2 separate regions of the Homo sapiens genome follow, and region 2 is linked to region 1. A link is a loop called in an ENCODE intact Hi-C map of the cell type or tissue named here. Cell type or tissue: PC-9. All regions are shown on one strand. Each heading gives the region's core, and the rest is flanking DNA. Links, peaks and the distances in the headings are about the cores only.

Region 1 (10,500 bases), core at 4,540-7,039:
AACTTCCTGTTTCTGATTCCTGTTTGATCTGATTTGTTATTTCCCGTGTCTGTTCCTGTAACGCTCAACCTCATTTTCTCTGTGCTCACTTTCTCAATTTCTTGGCATAACCAAAGAAAGACCAAAAAAGCTGAGAGCATTTTCCTATATAAAGCATCTGGCCAAAACCCAAACAAACCATGAGTGCTCTTACTTGGTTGATACAACAACAGCATTAAGTCTATCAGCTGTTCATCTTGACAGAAAGTCATAATTAAACAAAGCTGAAATTAAAAAAAAAAAGGCAGCCAAATGAATTGATGAGTGTTTTTTTTCAAGAGAAAACCTACTAGTACACCTTGTTCCTCACTGATATACTCTAGAGAAAATATTTCTAATATTTTATCTTAATTATAGAACATGAATTCTTCCCAGTGTTCCTTTTACATGTGCATTGTCAGCTTTTTCATCCATTCGTACATTTTTACACTGGATCATTTAAGCCAATTTTCTCTCCTCAAGATTAATCTCTGTCTCCTTCATTTAACAGGTCTTAGGTCTTGAAAGTACAAACACATATATATTAACTCCAACTTTAAGGAAGTCACAGTCTACTGGAGACAGGGGTAGGGAGGACAGGCATACAAACCAAAAGCAATAATGCAAAATAATAGTTTCTTTAATGGAGTACAGAAAATGCTCTTTGGAAATCAAATTAGACTTCACAGAAACTCCCAGAGAAAGATAGAGAAGAGTAAACAGGAAGTAGAGAGAGCTAAGACTTGAATTAGGTATTCATATTTTCTTGGCAGACAAGAAAGAATGTGTTTTCTTCTGTTTTGTTGTTTGTTTTGTTTTGGTATGTGTATGGATTGGGGATGGGTCACACTTGTTTGCTATGGGGCTTGGGCAAATGCTTCCTTTTGCAGATAAGAAAATTGTTAAAAGATAAATAGAATTTGGTAGTAACAAGTGTCAGGAGAAATCATACAGTAGTGAAGGAGAAGTAACAGGATATGAGGTTCTTACAAAACCTATCTCTTGGGGGCCATGGAAAGAGGAGTAGATATTATTATCTTGTGATGTTTCCAAAACTAGGTGCCGAGTATTATTGACATGTCAAATACACACTAAGTCTTAAGTTCTTATTTAACCTTTACTATAAAAAGTCATGCTCATATTTTTGATTGGAATACATATTTTTATGTTTTCTTTAATATTGAAATAGAAAGTATCAGACAAATGTTATTTTTTTCTAGGTTTATTCTTATTTAATTCCTTTACTTTAGTAAACATATTTTCATTCTTCACAGATACTTTGATGTAAAAGTTTTCAAAGAAATGCTTTGGGCAGAAGAGACTCATGGAAACTGGTATGTCATACTCAGGTTTTGTGTTAGAAACATCACTGCATTGTTAAATGATGACTTTACTATCTGAATTTAGAGAAAATGATAGAATCACTCCATTTACTGCTCCAATTTACATTCCCAATCTACATCAATACCCATCAGCACCTATTTTTCTTCTGTCACAAATGAAGATATGTCCCTTCTCCTGTGTTTTGCCAATTCTTCCCATCTGCATTGAATCCAATTTGCTTCCACATTCTCTAGGTCAGATAAACCCCCATCCCTTCTTCTACCTACCACTCCCTGCGTTTCTCCAATGTACCTCAATTTACCACCATCTTAACTTCAGCTTATAATCATGTTCATAGACCTCCCATACATAATTATAAAATATGTATAATAGAAAACATATAATATAAAATATATTTATATACAAATAAAATAATTTTAGATTCTATAGCAAATAAAATTATATATAAAATATAAATATTTATATAAATACATGAGTGCATTAAACAAAATATATATGATATAATATGAAATCAAAATAAAATACCCCTATTCAACTCTATTTTTTAAATCTAGCGCCTTCTTTCTCATTTCCTTAATATTTAAGCTTATGAGAAGACTATAGTTACCATTTCTATTTCCTCATATTTAATCCACTGTTCAACTCACCTCATTGTTTTCTACTGCAACTTTCTATCAAATCTGCAATTAATAATAAATGTCTAAGTGCGTGAAACACATTCTCTTCTTACCTGAGATTTGCTACAGCTTTTGGTATTTATTATGCCCTCTTTCAGAATGAGATTTAAAATAGTTCTTTTAAATCTACATAGCTCCAAAGAAATAAATTTTGGACAGCTGAAGTGTTTTGTTATCTAACATGTTTGTCTTGATATGATGGAGTCAACATTTCAGTAAAATGTATGTTATATGATAAACTAAAACTTTTAATATGGAACACATACCAGCATCCCCCATACACCAACCACCACCATGAATATAAACTAAGCCCGTTCTTAGTATCTCTGACTTTAGTGTTGGCATGTATACACGGACAGGAATGTTACTGAAAGTTGTCTCTATCATGGTGACATTTTCATCAGATGTAGGTGGGACTTCTTGAAAGCTCACAAAGAACGTTGCAGTATTCATGAAATGATTGATTCCCAAGAGTTCAACTAACAAAGCCTAAAAGGAGATATAGGAAAAAAAAGTACTAGTTTACAAATATCAAATGCCAGCGTTGCTTATGAACACAGAACTATGCATAGGTATTCCCAATGGTCCTGTCTGGTAGTCTCACAGGTGAATCTGAATGGCACAACTGGAAATACTGGAGGTTTAGTGGTGTTGCCACATAGTTGCCTTAGGTTAAAAAAAAAAGTAAAGAATTACTGAGGAATTACAACTTGATGGATTCCATGCTAGACAGTTTGAATTACAAAGATAAGTAAGACAAGTTCTCTTTTCTAAAGAAGCTCAGATTCAAGAAGGAAAAATAGATGTATTAGCAATTACAAAACAACATCACTGCATATCTCATAGATATGTACAAAGAACTTTGGCAGTGGTCAGTGGGCCAACTAGCTGCCTGGATGAGAAGTGAAAAGGAGTGGGTGAGCTCTGATATGAGTACTGAAAGGGGAGTAGAGTTTGGCCAAAGGGGAAAATCTCATGCTAGGCCAAAGCAATCGCCACAAGGACACTTCTATTGTAATCAGAGAAATGCATGTAGTTTGGTAAAGCAATAAAGATGTCTGTACAAGGATCCATGAAAGAAAAGGGACCTCCGGAGGTGAATATGAGCCAAATCCTAATGGACCTATAATGTTGGGATTCCAAGGATGAGAAAAACTTGCTTTCCTATCTTAAGTTGGAAACATGTGGATTAAAGGGCTGGGTGATCAAACAACTAGCTGAACCTCTTTCCTATTAATGCAAATTAAATAAGTACAAAAGAAATAACAAAATTGTCTATTTTCAATACTAAATTGTCCCCACCCTATTCCTGAAGAGGAAGTCAGGAAATAGCAGTTCCCAGAACTCCTTGGTAGAACTCAGAAAAGGAATAAGGCAAAAAAGACAAATAACTTCAGAAATAAAACCAAGGTAAAGAAACTCAAGGTATTATATAAGATAGAAACGAAAAAGCAAACACAAGGAAGTGAAATGTAAAAAGAGACTAAGCACTTTCAAGAGAAATGACATTATTTTAGCGTATAAATATATATATATACACATAATAAATACAAATAATAAAGCAAAACAATGACCCAAAATAAATATTTTTATAAATAATTCCAGAATAACTTTTTAAAAATAAGACTTGAAGCTATATTCCAGTGAAACTGACCCAAGTCCAGTAACAACATACACTGGACCATTTAGCAAGTTTGAACTGAGTGAGTCTACTTACACACAGATTTTTAAAAATTAAACTTGAGGATGAAAAATATAATATATGTGGTATGCAAAACCCGTATATACAGAGGACCAACTCTATATGCTAATAAAATGACTAGAAAATTAAGTAACTAATAGAAAATGAAAATGTGGGGCTGAATGTAGTGGCTGATGCCTCTAGTCCCAGCGTGTTGGAGGCAAAGGTTTGGGGGATTGCTTGAGGCCAGGAGTTTAAAACCAGCCTGGGAAACAGAACAAGACCCCATCTCTACAAAAAATGTTTAAAAAAATAACTAAGCATGGTGGCATGTGCCTATAGCCCTAACTGCTCAGGAGGCCAAGTAGTGGGAGGATCACTTGAGCCCAGGAGTTCCAGGCTGCAAGAAGCTATGATCACCACTGCACTCCATCCTGGGCAACAGAGAGATCAAGAACCCGTCTTTAAAACAAACAAACAAACAAAAAACCACAAAGAGGGCTGGGCGTGGTGGCTCATGCCTGTAATCCCAGCACTTTGGGAGGTCGAGGTGGGCGGGTCACCTGAGGTCGGGGGGTTCGAGACCAGCATGGCCAACATGGCGAAACTCCGTCTCTACTAAAAATAGAAAAATGCACTGGGTGCGGTGGCGCATGCCTGTAATCCCAGCTACTTGGGAGGCTGAGGCAGGAGAATCACTTGAACCCAGGAGACAGAGGTTGCAATGAGCTGAGATTGGACCACTGCACTCCAGCCTGGGCAATAGAGCAAGACTCTGTCTCTAAAAAAAACATAAAAATAGAAAAACAAACAAACAAAAACCTTGAGAATAAGGCATGTATCACACTTATTCAGAGCTGCATTAAATGCCAGTAGAGAATGTTGAAACACCTAAAAAATATATGCAAGGAAACAGAGTGTGAGCCAAGTGTTAAATATCCAGGCTAAGTGTCCTTGAATTATCTTTTTCTTTTGCTACAAGAAGGCAGTTTGCTACAGAGAAGTTTCCAGGAAATCATGAATGGCTTCATATCCAAGTAGTTAGCCTCACTAGAAAAAAACCACAGGTCTCCGAGGGCCAGTGTGGACACTGGGGGCAGCCAGCCAGGGAGCTGCCCTGTCGCCTCAGCGGCTCACTCTCCTTCAACTGAGAATCATGCCGTGTGTTCAATTTCCCTTGACCTTTTACCAGTTGACCTTTTGACAGAATATTTCAGTGAGAATGCATTTTCATGCCTGAATCCAAGATTGTTGTGTAGAATTTTCTATAACTAATCACAGTGCTGCTCAATTCTACCTTTTCTGAAGTTTATACTTCATAAATGCTTCATTCTGTCAGTATTCATGCCATGAAAATCACAGTAAGATTGTTTTTCTCAGCCAGCATATTTTGTTTTCTAATATTTAAAATTAAAATTACTTGAATACTTCCTTCATACTTATTCTGTTAGGGATTTGTGTTAAAGAATGAAGTTTGTTTTTTTTTTTAAGGTTTGAAAATCGTCAAGCAAACTTTAAGAGCAAAATTTCCAAGACAGCAGAAAGTTTTAAAAATAATATAGCTGGTAATTATTTTCTCCTGATTAAACTTAAATATTCACAGAGACAATGAAATTCTGAACTTACCAAATTTGTTACCATTTTCACAGGTGTAGCTATCCACACCAGTCACCAGAGTTCCTCAATATTATCTGAGAGAGGAGTATAAACATAATATGCCCCAAGGACCCCTGCAATCAGAAACAAAATAGTCTTTCTTCCCATGATGTTTCCCTTCTGCTCTTTCTACTTTGGCAACACAGCAAATACTTGTTTGAAACATGCAGTGGCTGAATTTTCATTGTTTTAAGCCCTGCCATAAAGTGTTACATAACTTCCTGAGTACAAATTCCACTGTTCAGTTTTCATTTCATGGGCAGACCCTAAATAAATATACTTAGCAGAAATACAAAGGCGAGCTCTGAGAAACAATCAGCACTTATTTTCTGCAAGTTCTGTCAAATCCAACAGCCTTATTACGTTGCTAGGCAGTTAGTAAACAAACATTTAATGCACAATTACTAAGAGCTGAATACCTTATTTTTAAAAAGGCCATGTGACAGTGCAAGAAACGCAGTGTATGTCTCAAATAACAAACCTTCGAGTAAGGAAGAACAAACAGAATTTTTTCGTTGTTGTTATGTTTTGTTTTGTTTTTTTGAGATGAGAATCTCACTCTGTCGCCCAGGCTGGAGTGCAGTGGCACGATCTCCACTCACTGCTACCTCCGCCTCAAGGGTTCAAGCAATTCTCCTGCCTCAGCCTCTCAAGTAGCTGAGATTACAGGTGCACACCACCACGCCTGGCTAATTTTTGTATTTCTAATAGAGATGGGGTTTCACCATGTTGGCCAGGCTGGTCTCGAACTCCTGACCTCAGGTGATCCATGCGCCTAGGCCTCTAAAACTCCTGGGATTACAGGTGTGAGCCACCGCACCTGGCCCAAACAGAATATTTTAAAACTTACAATCATGGTGGAAGGGGAAACCGGCACAACTTCACATGGTGGAGCAGGAGAGAGAGCAAGTGAAGGGAGAGGTGCTACACACTTTCAGACAACAAGATCTCATGAGAACTCTATCACAAGAACAGCATGGGGTAAGTCTGCCTCATGATACAATCACTTCCCACCAGGACCCTCCTTTAATATGAGATTTCAGTGGGGACACAGAGCCAAACCATATCAACATCTAAACCTAGAAACTGTATAATAAAAATACAATATTACAATCCTTTGAGACCACCATCAATATGTGCAGTCTTTCACTGACCAAAACATTGCTATGGGTGTACGACTGAATGTAGATGCAGATATATGTATGTATAAAACAGGAAACATATTGTGGAAATTGGCTCTTGTGATTGGAGAGGTGTAGTAGTTCCACTATCTGTCATCTTCAAGCTGGAGAACCAGGAAAGCCGATAATGTAATTCAGCCTGAGTCTGAGGCCTGAGAACCAATGCTGTAACTCCCAACCTAAGTCTGAAGTTGTTATTAACCTCTGCATTTCTATCTTTTTAAATTTGAGGATAATTGCTTTATGGCCAAGAATTAAAAAAAAAAAAGTTTAATGTGTACTTTACTTTAAAAGAATGTGTATTATGACATTATTTGGTATGGGTTCAATTTGTGTAAATTAAGTCAGTAGTATTAACTGTGTTATTGAAACTTTTTTTTTTTTACTTAATTTTTGTGTTTTTCTATCGGTTACTGAAAAAATGAGTTAAAATCTTCTACACAGGTTCTCAGCTTTTGAAAATCCCCAAATCTCCTTAGAAGAACTCACAGAGAAATAAAACAAAACCAAAAACCTATGGACAACATAATATGAAGAAAAATATGAGGCAAAAATATAACAACAAACCAACTTCCAAGTATCTATGTTGGAAATAATTTACCAACAACTACAAGGCCTGTGTGGTATAATCTTCCCTATGTGCAGGTGGAAGCAGAGGAAAGCGATGAAGTATTTGACAGAATAAGAATTAACCAACAAATATTCACCTGAAATTGTGGTTACAAATCTGAGAAAACAGTTGAAACTGGCTGGGGTTTGCATAGTCTTATGCTGTGTAAGCTATCTGCAGTGTGACCTGAAGGGGTTGGAACAGGCTGGGCCCTACTGTCCCTCAACACTAATCAACCAAAGGTTCTTCCAGGGAAGAACCCCACACTGAGAAGAAACTAAGAATCTAAATTAAGCAGGAAATGGGGAAAGAAGTGGATTAAATTGTGGGAATAAAATGGAATATTTCATAAGAACAACAGAAGAGGAAGTTATTAATAGAAAATATACAAAATCATGGTTCCTTTCTAAGGAACTAACTTCTAAGCTAATGAATTTCCTGTGAAAATGAGCCTCAGAAATAACTGAGGTTAAATATCATTCAGAGTTATTATAATAGCAAAATAATAAGCAAAATAACCTCTTTATAGACAATTAAAGCCCACAAAGCAGAGGAAAACTATATCCTAATGTTTTAAAATTAGCCAAAGTCATTAACACAATAACCTGCCATGTGAAAGAACATCATAAACCAGAATTATGAAAACTCAGAAATTAGTCAATAACACAATAAATAACCCCCTGAACAAATGAAAGAACAAACAAACAACACCATTTCAAAAATAAAGACTAGACCAAAATGGGCACAAAGGAGAATAAAAATTATATAAAGCTACAAGGAATACAGAAAATGTCATAGGGGAAATACAGCGTGAAAATGAGATAGAAGTTTCAAATAAAAGGAAGTTAACGGCTACATGCTCTATGATTCATTTTTATGAAATCCGGAAAAAGGTAAATTTACAGAAAAAATGGATCAGTAGTTTCTGTGGGGCTGAGGGCAAAAAAAGGGTTTGACTACAAGGGAGAAATAGGAGAAAACGTTTTCAAGCTATGAAGCTTTTCTGTGCCTCAGTTATGGTGAAATTTACATGATGGTATACATTCTTCAAGACACACAGGATTGTATACCAAATATGGTGAACTTTATAGTATATAAACATGTAAGTGAATGCAAAAAGAAATTAGGATCAAAATTAGAATGACTTTTAAAAAAACAGCAAATGATGAAGACAGGGAAAGAACATCCAACATAGATAGAATGATATTTTACATGAAAGAAAAACCAAAGCAAGGGAATGGAACAATTATTAAAAACTATATTTCAAGATATTCCTGAAATCTTAAAAAAATTAAGATTTGAAACTGCGTATTAATGAGGTAAACAACATAACTGGGAAAAAATTTAAAGCATAGTAGCCAATACTGACATATTCTATTAATAGTAAGATTATTAGACTTAAAAAATCCCTTGCACAGGCCAGGCTCAGTGGCTCACACCTGTAATCCCAACACTTTCGGGGGCTGAAGCCAATGAATCACGAGGTCAGGAGTTGGAGACCAACCGGGCCAACATGGTGAAGCCCTGTCTCTACTAAAAATATAAAAATTAGCCAAGTGTGGTGGCACACGCCTGTAATCCCAGCTACTTAGAAGGCTGAGACAGGAGAATCATTTGAACCCGGGAGGCGGAGGTTGCAGTGAGCCGAGATCGTGCCACTGCGCTCCACCCTAGGACAGAGCGAGACTCTGTCTTTAAAAAAAAAAAAAAATCCCTTGCACATAAAAAAAAAAACCGAATAACTTATATAATAGAAGAAAGAAAAATCTGATTGTCTTCAGATATTATATAGCAATTTTTAGACCAAAAGGAAATTTTATATATAAATACATCTCGACACATTGATATAAATAAATAATTGAATAAATAAACAAATGAAAGAGAAGAGACAAGTCTTCCTTACGGAAGAATTCCTAATAATTTATGTAGCTCTTACCCTATAGGAGATAAAGTTCAATTTTCCCTGCTCCTTGAGTGTGGGCTGAACTTAATGAGTTGCTTCTAAGGAATACGGAAAGATGGAGGAAAAAGTAATTTTATAGTAGAGACTCCTGGGAAAAACTGCCTTGGCCAAATGAATAAGGTTAATATCATCAGCTATGAGTCATGGTGATAGCATTGTTTTCCCTGATGTGATATGAAAAGGTCATTGCTCCTGTGGGGTCTTCCGTTCAAACCCATGATCCAGACTGATTATGAGAAAACATAAGACAAATACAAATTGAGGGACATTTCACAAAATACCTGATGAGTACTCCTCAAAACTATGAAGTCATGAAAAATAAGCAAACACTGAGAAATTGTCATAGACCAGAGAAGTCTAAACAGATGTGACAAATAGAAACAATGGGTCATCCTAGATTAAATTCTAGAATTGAACAAGGCCATGACTGGAAAAAATATTGAAATTTTTGAAAAAGTCTGGAGTTTAGTTAACAGTAATATACTAATGTTGGTTTCTTATTTTTGGCAAATGTATTATGGTTATGCAATATGTTAACAATAGGGGAAATGGGTGAAAGTAATACAGAAATTCTCTATACCATCTGTGCAATTTTTCTGAAAATCTAAATATTATTTCAAAATAAAAAGTTTATTTTTACAAAATGGGGAGCAAATGGAGAGAACGCATGCAAAACATTTTAAACTGTTTTCAATACTCACACTGCTGGATGTATTGGTATGTAATTCTAAAAATGTCTTCTGTGTAATGTGTGATAAAGCAGGTGAAAAAACAATACAATTCTGTTGTCTCCAGTGTATATGAGAAGCAGGAATCTTAGTGTGAAGAAAAGAAGATATAGATATAAGATAAAAAGGTTGATAAACTCATTTGAATTGGAAATAGTATGAATTCAAGAGATATGAGTGATAATAGTCATCACTTCCTATTTACAATTTCAACAGGAAATTGTTTTGTGATTCATTATTTATGATAACCCTTTCCATTGTGCTTGGTCATTTCACCTTCATCATGTTAAGGAATCTATTCATGTTTCCTCAGATTTACATACATTAGGACCAGCTATTAATTTTATCATGCCTTTTCCTTAATTGGTTCATTCATATGGTTCTTCTCCATTAATTCCTTTTCTTTTTTTTTTTTTGTTTGTGCTCTGCTAAATCTATAAATTTTTTGATGTAATAAACTATATTGATATATATTCTGGTACTGAGTCACTATGGCATGCCTGCCTGCTCAAATTGTATTTTCTTTTGATACATTGCTGGATTGCTTCCTAAAAAGAATTGGAATGTTTTTATTGTTTTTCTGTCACTTGGAATAATTTCAATTACAGTAGAATTAATCAGTTTTAAATAACTCATGCTATT
Region 2 (6,932 bases), core at 220-2,719, 250 kb before region 1:
TATTGATAAGTAAGGACTTACTCCTACCATTTTGTTATTTGTTTTCTGGTTGTTTTATGGTCTTCCTCTCCTTTCCTTCCTGTCTTCATTTTAGTAAAGATGATTTTCTCTGGTGGTATGATTTAGTTTCTTGCATTTTAGTTTTTTGTGTATCCATTGCATTTTTTTTTTTTTTTGATTTGTGGTTATGATGAGGCTTGCAATATCTTAAAACCCATTATTTTAAGCTGATAACATCTTAATACTGTTTGCATGAACAAACAGACAAAAAAAAAAACCTAATAACAACTCTACACTTTAACTTTGTCTCCTCTCTCTTTTTTTTTTTTTAATTATACTTTAAGTTCTGCAATACATGTGCAGAACATGCAGGTTTGTTACATAGGTATACACGTGCCATGGTGGTTTGCTGAACCCATCAGCCCATCATCCACATTAGGTATTTCTCATAATGCTATCCCTCCCCTAGCCCCCGACTCCCTGACAGGCCCCGGAGTGTGATGTTCCCCTCCCTGTGTCCATGTGTTCTCATTGTTCAACTCCCACTTATGAGTGAGAACATGTGGTGTTTGTTTTTCTGTTCCTGTGTTAGTTTGCTGAGAATGATGGTTTCCAGCTTCATCCATGTCCCTGCAAAGGACATGAACTCATCCTTTCTTATGGCTGCATAGTATTCTATGGTGTGTATGTGCCACATAGACTTGGAACCAACCCAAATGCCCAAGAACCAAATGTATGTCTTTTTTTAAATATTTCAATCTTTTCATTAAATGTATTTGAAAGACTTATGAATTCTCTCTCTGTGTTATCTTGAATTTCTTTGAGTTTCCTCAAAACAGCTATTTTGAATTGTCTGTCTAAAAAGTCACATATTTCTAGTCCTCCAAGATTGGCCCCTGGTGTCTTATTTACTTCATTTGGTGAGATCATGTTTTCCTGGATGGTCTTGATGCTTATGGATGTTTGTCTGTGTCTGGGAGTTAAAAATTTGGGTTATTTATTGTAGTCTTTGCAGTCTGGGCTTGCTTGTACCCATTCTTTTTGGGAAGGATTTCCAGGTATTCAAAAGCACTTGGGTTTTTTTATCTAAGCTGTATCTACCTTAGGTGGCACCCCAAGCCCCATCATGCTCTGGTTCTTGCAGACTTGTAGAGTTACTACTTTGGTGGTCTTGGATAAAATCTGGACAAATTCTCTGGATTACCAGGCAGAGACTCTTGTTCTTTTCTTACTTTCTCCCAAACAGAGTCTCTCTATTCCTCTGTTCTGAGCCACCTAGATCTGGGAGTGGTGTGACACAAGCATTCCTGTGGCCACCAGCTCTGGGACTGCACTTGGTCAGACCTGAAGGCAGCACATCACTGGGTCTCACCCAAGGCCTGATGTGACAACAACCTGGCCACTGCCTGTTTTCTCAAGTTCCTGGGGCTTTACAGTCAGCAGGTGGCAAAGCCAGCCAGGCTTGCGTCCTTCCCTTCAAGGCAGCAAGTTTCCCTAGGGTGGAGTCAGAGGTGCCGTCCAGGAGCCAGAAACTGAAGTCAAAATCCTTAGAAGTCTACCTGATTCTATTGTACTGCAGCAGAGCTGGCACTCAAACCATGAGTCACAGTCCTTCCCACGCTTTCCTCCCTTTTCCCCTGGCAGAGAGGCCTCACCCCATGGTTACCACCCCCACAGACCCAACAGAATACTGCCAGGCTACTGCAGATGTTCCATTAAGGCCTAGGGGCTTTTTAGTCAGCGTATGGTGAATGCTGCCTGGCCCAGAACTCAACATTCAGAGCAGTGGGATCCCCTCTGGCCTAGGATAGGTCCAGAAAAGCCAAGGGCTGGAATTGAGGATCCCAGGAGCCCACTTGGTGCTTTACACCCCTGTGGCTGAACTGGTACCTAAGGTGCAAGACAAAGTCCTCTTTACTTTTTCTTCTGCTTTTCTCACGCAAAAAAGTTTCATGTGAAGCCAGCAAGTCTCAGATTCTCTCTCAGGGCCCACAGTGTCCTACCTGGATACCACTGCTGGTTATTCAGGGCACAAGGGCTCTTTAGTAAGCAAGTAATGGATCCTGACAGGACTGGGCTTTTTCACTTGAAGGCAGCAGGTTTCCTTTTGGCACAGGGTATGTCTAGAAATGTCATCTGGGAGCTAGGGCCTGGAAAGGGGGCCTCACAACTCTGGCTGGTGCTGTATCCTACTGTGGCCGAGCTGGTAAGTGAGATACAAGACAAAGTCTTCTTTACTCTTCCGTCTCCTGTCTTCAAGCAGAAGGAAGGAGTCTCTTTTTAAGCCATGAGCTGTGCAGCCTGGAGTTTGGGCAGAGGTATAGCAAGCACTCCCTTAGCCACCCTGCCTGGTGTTTCACTTGTTCTGAGCTCAGTTCAGCCCTAGGACTTACCTAGGAGTTGCAGTCCTTATGGCATAGAGTGTTTTCAGTTTGTTTAGGGCCCTGGAATGCTTTAGCCTATGGCGATGAGGCTTGCCAGAACTGAGTTCCAACCGCTGGGATGAGTGATTCCCTTTTGGCTAGAGTAAGTTTAAATACTCCCTCTGTGGGCAGGCCTCAGCTGAGTTCAGCCCAGTTTTGCTTTCTGCTATGACAGGGCAATACTGAGCTCACTGCAATATCTCACAACTACTGCATTCACCCTTTCCCAAGTGCACAGATTCTCTCTGTGCCATGCAACCACTGCTGGGGGATGAGGGAGGAGTGGTGGTGGCAATTCAAGACTCTTTTCTACCTGATTCCAGTGCCTCTTTCAGTGATATGAAGTTAAAATCAGGTACTGTGAGTGCTCACCCAATTTTTGGTTCTTATGAAGGTGTTTTTCTGACTAGACGGTTGTTAAATTGGTGTCTTTGCAGGCGGGATGATTGGCGGAATCTTCTATTTGACCGTCTTGCTCTACTCCTCAAAAAGTTATTTGTTTTAATAAAGTGGGATACAGAATACATGCTTTTGAAATCTTTAATGGAATACATCAAGAAAATAGCACGTAAAATATTTCATAATGCTAACTAACCTTGTAACGCTATGTGTGTCTTCTGCTCAATTGGATAGTAAGTAAGCTCTTTTGGGAAAAACACTGAGCTAAATTAATTTTTAATTTCTTTTGAACTTCAGAATTATGTACAAGAATATATCCTCAATATTTTGGAATAATCTCGTATAAATTTTCCAAATAGGCTGACTTTGGAAAGTATGTCCTATAAGAGACAAAGAAAACAACTCTAGAATCTATCCCCTCAATATGAGTGACAGCCAACCAAGCAAAATAAGTCTAAGTAGAGGATATCAGGATTTCAGCTATAACCATGATTAGAGAAGGTGATGTGCATACAAAGTTATATTGACATGGTGAAATAACTATTTGAGATTAAATAGGTAAGTTCAAATCATTTTTTTTATTGTGGCTTATTTATAGTTCCCCTGTAATTTCTACTTTACTCTTTACAGTTTTGAGGTAGAACTTCTCAGCCTATGTGCCCTCTCTCTGGCATAAACAGAGAGATCTACTTACTGGCATAAAATTTAGACCCCAAAGTGTATTACTCAAATATGCTGAAACTTTATTTCTCCCAAATAACATTAATGAGTAGGCTGAAAATTTGACAAGGGAGGTCTGCTCCACCTAGTCGCTTAGAGATCCAAGCTGCCAATGTTCTGTCAACTTTAAAATATGCCTTCCAAGGTCATGCTTTGTTTGAGTTTTATCCATTCTGGTCAGGCCTAAAAGGGTTGAAAATAAATGAGTGTTATAGGGTCTAGGGCTGGAATTGGCACATACCATTTTTATTCACATTCTATGATGGAAACTTAATAACTTTGCTATACCTAACTGTAAAATAGCTGGGACACTTAGTCCAACAGTACTCTTAAAAGAGAATGTAGATTTTGGTGAGCTGCTAGCAGCCTTTTCTGTGTTCCTTCCCATTTTATTAGTGATGTGTCACCCTCTCTTCACCCTCATTGACTTATCAGTGGTGAATATCTGACATATCACAAGCTTCTAACATATCACAAGCAGGAGAGAGAGTGAGGGTGGGATGAGAATGAAGCAAAACAATGCGAAAAAGGACACGAGGCAGAGACTGAATTTCTGTTGACTTTGCAGTTGCTGATCCTAATCTCTTTCAAAATAATGACCAGTTAGTCTGGCTGATTCATGGGATAATATCCTTTTGATTAAGACCAATTTTTAATTAAGCTTACTTAAGTTCATTTTGTTGCTTTAAAGCATACCTTTTAACACAATTATATCAGTGAAAACATTTTTACCGATTGGGAAAGAGTTAGACAGTTATTAATCCTGTTCTCCCACATGTTAACTGGATGCCTTTTGGAAAATTATACCTTATACCTTATTGAGTTTCTCCCCATCTGGAAAATGCGAACAATAATCTGCACCTTTCATTATCACTGCAATTTTTAAACAGTAAACCAAATAAAGCACAGAGTACAGTGCCAGACATATGGCATATACTCAGTAAATGATATTTCTGATGATAGTAATGAGGATGATGTTGATGGATGTTGACAGATATCAAATGGCACTTGTCCGGTATATTTTTTCAGTTGAACTAGTGGCTTACAGCTGTCCATGAGGTTATGTTTTCTCTGATTTCCAGGTGAGAACAAAGCCAAGAGAAGTGTATGATGTTTCTAATTAAGAACCTGAACTATTTTGCCAACTTCTGTTAACTGACTATAGCCAAAGTTCTGCTAAATGCAAGAAAAGATTTTAGAAAAACTCATCCTAAATCAACTAGTGCCAATTCTGCAAGGGGAAAGAATTTTTGTCATTTGTTTCATATTTTTTGGCCAACATTGCTTTAGATCTACTTTCCAGAATATGATTATATCAATAACTTAACATTACTACAATCTACTTCTTTCTCGAAAAGCTAAAAATCTGAAGACTAAAAGATTTGAAAATATGTCTGTTATTCCTAAGAAAGGTAAAAATGGAAGGTATAATTTAATCTGTCTAACTCTACTTGATCAACTCACCGAATTAACCATTACTCCCTATAACAGATGCAACTGAAGTGTACTTAATTTAATCCCACTTAACAAAGTCACCCAATTAACCAACATTCTTCATTCCTACTATAAAGTTGATAGATGTTCACATAATTCTGCAATCTCAAAGCTAATGGATTACTTTCTAATATTAACATATGCATAAAATAAATGTTGAATGGGGAGCAAAAAATGATTGAAATAAAGCTGAAAATTCTAGAAGAGTTTGGCACCCAGAGTGCTTAACACACATGCACACACACATATACAAACACACACTTACTTTAAAATAGACTAAACAGGGAAATGTCAATGCTGCCTTCTAGGCTTCTGGTATCTGCATTAAGATGATGAAATTCTAATCAAGCAAGCTGTGATCAAATTCAAGTTCTTCGCAATGAGTCAAAATGTTGTTCAATGACTTTACATTCATATGTATTTTAGCTTTACCAGTTTAAGTGATATGTCTTTAAAAATGATATTTCTCTTTAACTTTTTTGATTAACTTGTTAGTTGCCTATTCCAATCTTGTTGAATGAGAGGGGGATTACTCTCCTGTTACTTGGTGCTTTTTGAACTAGATTCTTGTAGCTTACAGAATATTTATTGACAATACCTAGACTCTTTGATCATCTTTTTCATCTAACTCATATGAACCAGGCCATTGAAAGAACTATCAGTTGCTCCAGGAATACTGTAGTGTGTTTAAATATCAAAGAAATGGAACCATTGCATAAGAATGCTTCCTATTTGGGATGCACACAGTAGTCAGAAAAAGTAGATACATAGGAAATTAGATAAATAGCCAAATATATCCTGAACTTGTATTCTTATAAGTTTTAAAGAGGGAGCAAAAGTGACACTGAACTTGATAAAAAAAAAAAAAAGTAATGATAAAAGCGACAATTTGTAATACCCCAGTTTAGAAGACTCTTCCAATAGTCATATATAGCCCAGAGGCAAAATTTTTATTTTATTAAAATCATTCCCCATGACAAAAAAAAAACAGGTAAGCTCAAAATACCAAAAACAGAAGAATAATGCTGGCAACTCACATCACAAGCAATAAGCTAAAATACAAATCAATATGAAATGACCAGCAATTCAAAAGAAAATGAACAAAGAGTACAGAAACAATTATGAACATAAAATTTATAGATAAAAAGCTCTGAATGATTTTTAAACATATTTAAAGACTTCACCTTTACTTAGAATGTGAGAATTGCAAATAAGCCAAAACTGAAATGCCATTTTTTTTATCCCTGTAAGACTGGTAAAAATCAAAAGTGTAATAACAGATATTCTTGTTGAGGGTGAAGAGAAACAGATATTTTCATACATTGCTGGTGGGAACATAATGTAGTACAATCTCTAAAGAGAGTAATTTGGCAATATCTGTCACAGTGACAAATGTGTATAACTCTTTGTTCCTGTAATTCTCCTACTTTTTACTTACATACTCCTATTTTGTGAAATTGCTTTTATAGTATCATTTATAAACAATAAAAATAAAAGAATGACTACATATGCCTATGGCTATATAGATGATGTTACATGCATACAATTGAATGCTATGTGTCTGTATAAAAAGCAATTTTTATTTCCCTTAATATGGTACACCAGATATCCAGGAAAGCTTATCCAAGAAATCCACTATAAAGCAAGTAAGCATAATGAATTAATGTCAAATGCATATTAGATAACAGAGTTAAGTTTGCAATAAAAGAACTCTTTAGAAGTCAAACTTGAAGCTAAATCACAAATTCAGACATAAACAAGCACTAAAAGTAGTGGTTGCCTAAAGAACTTCCTATTCCTTAATGACTTGGAGCATCAGTATTAAGAACCATGTAAAATAGAAAAAAAAAAAGGCCAGAACCATGCATTTTGGGGAGTTAAATCAGACTTTCTCAT

What was found. Hi-C counts contacts between places; a loop is a spot of excess contacts. Peaks named below come from ENCODE experiments on the same cell type or tissue, not always from the same donor. Only the 100,000 strongest peaks of a DNase experiment are listed, where the experiment ranks them.
Region 2: it touches region 1 in a loop (12-fold over the local background); 2 of 110 quality-filtered maps call a loop at or near these places.

Annotation. Positions count from the first base shown.
Region 1 is chr3:151,765,458-151,775,957 of GRCh38, reverse strand. It overlaps AADACL2-AS1 (AADACL2 antisense RNA 1), which reads left to right. Exons shown (of 3, transcript NR_110203.1): 2 at 1,293-1,352. It also overlaps the pseudogene AADACP1. Among named protein-coding and RNA genes, the nearest start is that of AADACL2, 37 kb to the right of the region's middle. In PC-9, for the core only: no CTCF peak of the experiment used is centred there; a DNase peak (open chromatin) is centred at 5,727.
Region 2 is chr3:152,016,790-152,023,721 of GRCh38, reverse strand. No RefSeq gene overlaps it. Among named protein-coding and RNA genes, the nearest start is that of AADACL2-AS1, 92 kb to the right of the region's middle. RefSeq lists an enhancer at 1,520-1,629. In PC-9, for the core only: no CTCF peak of the experiment used is centred there; a DNase peak (open chromatin) is centred at 1,491; H3K4me3 peaks cover 259 bases; H3K27ac peaks cover 1,779 bases.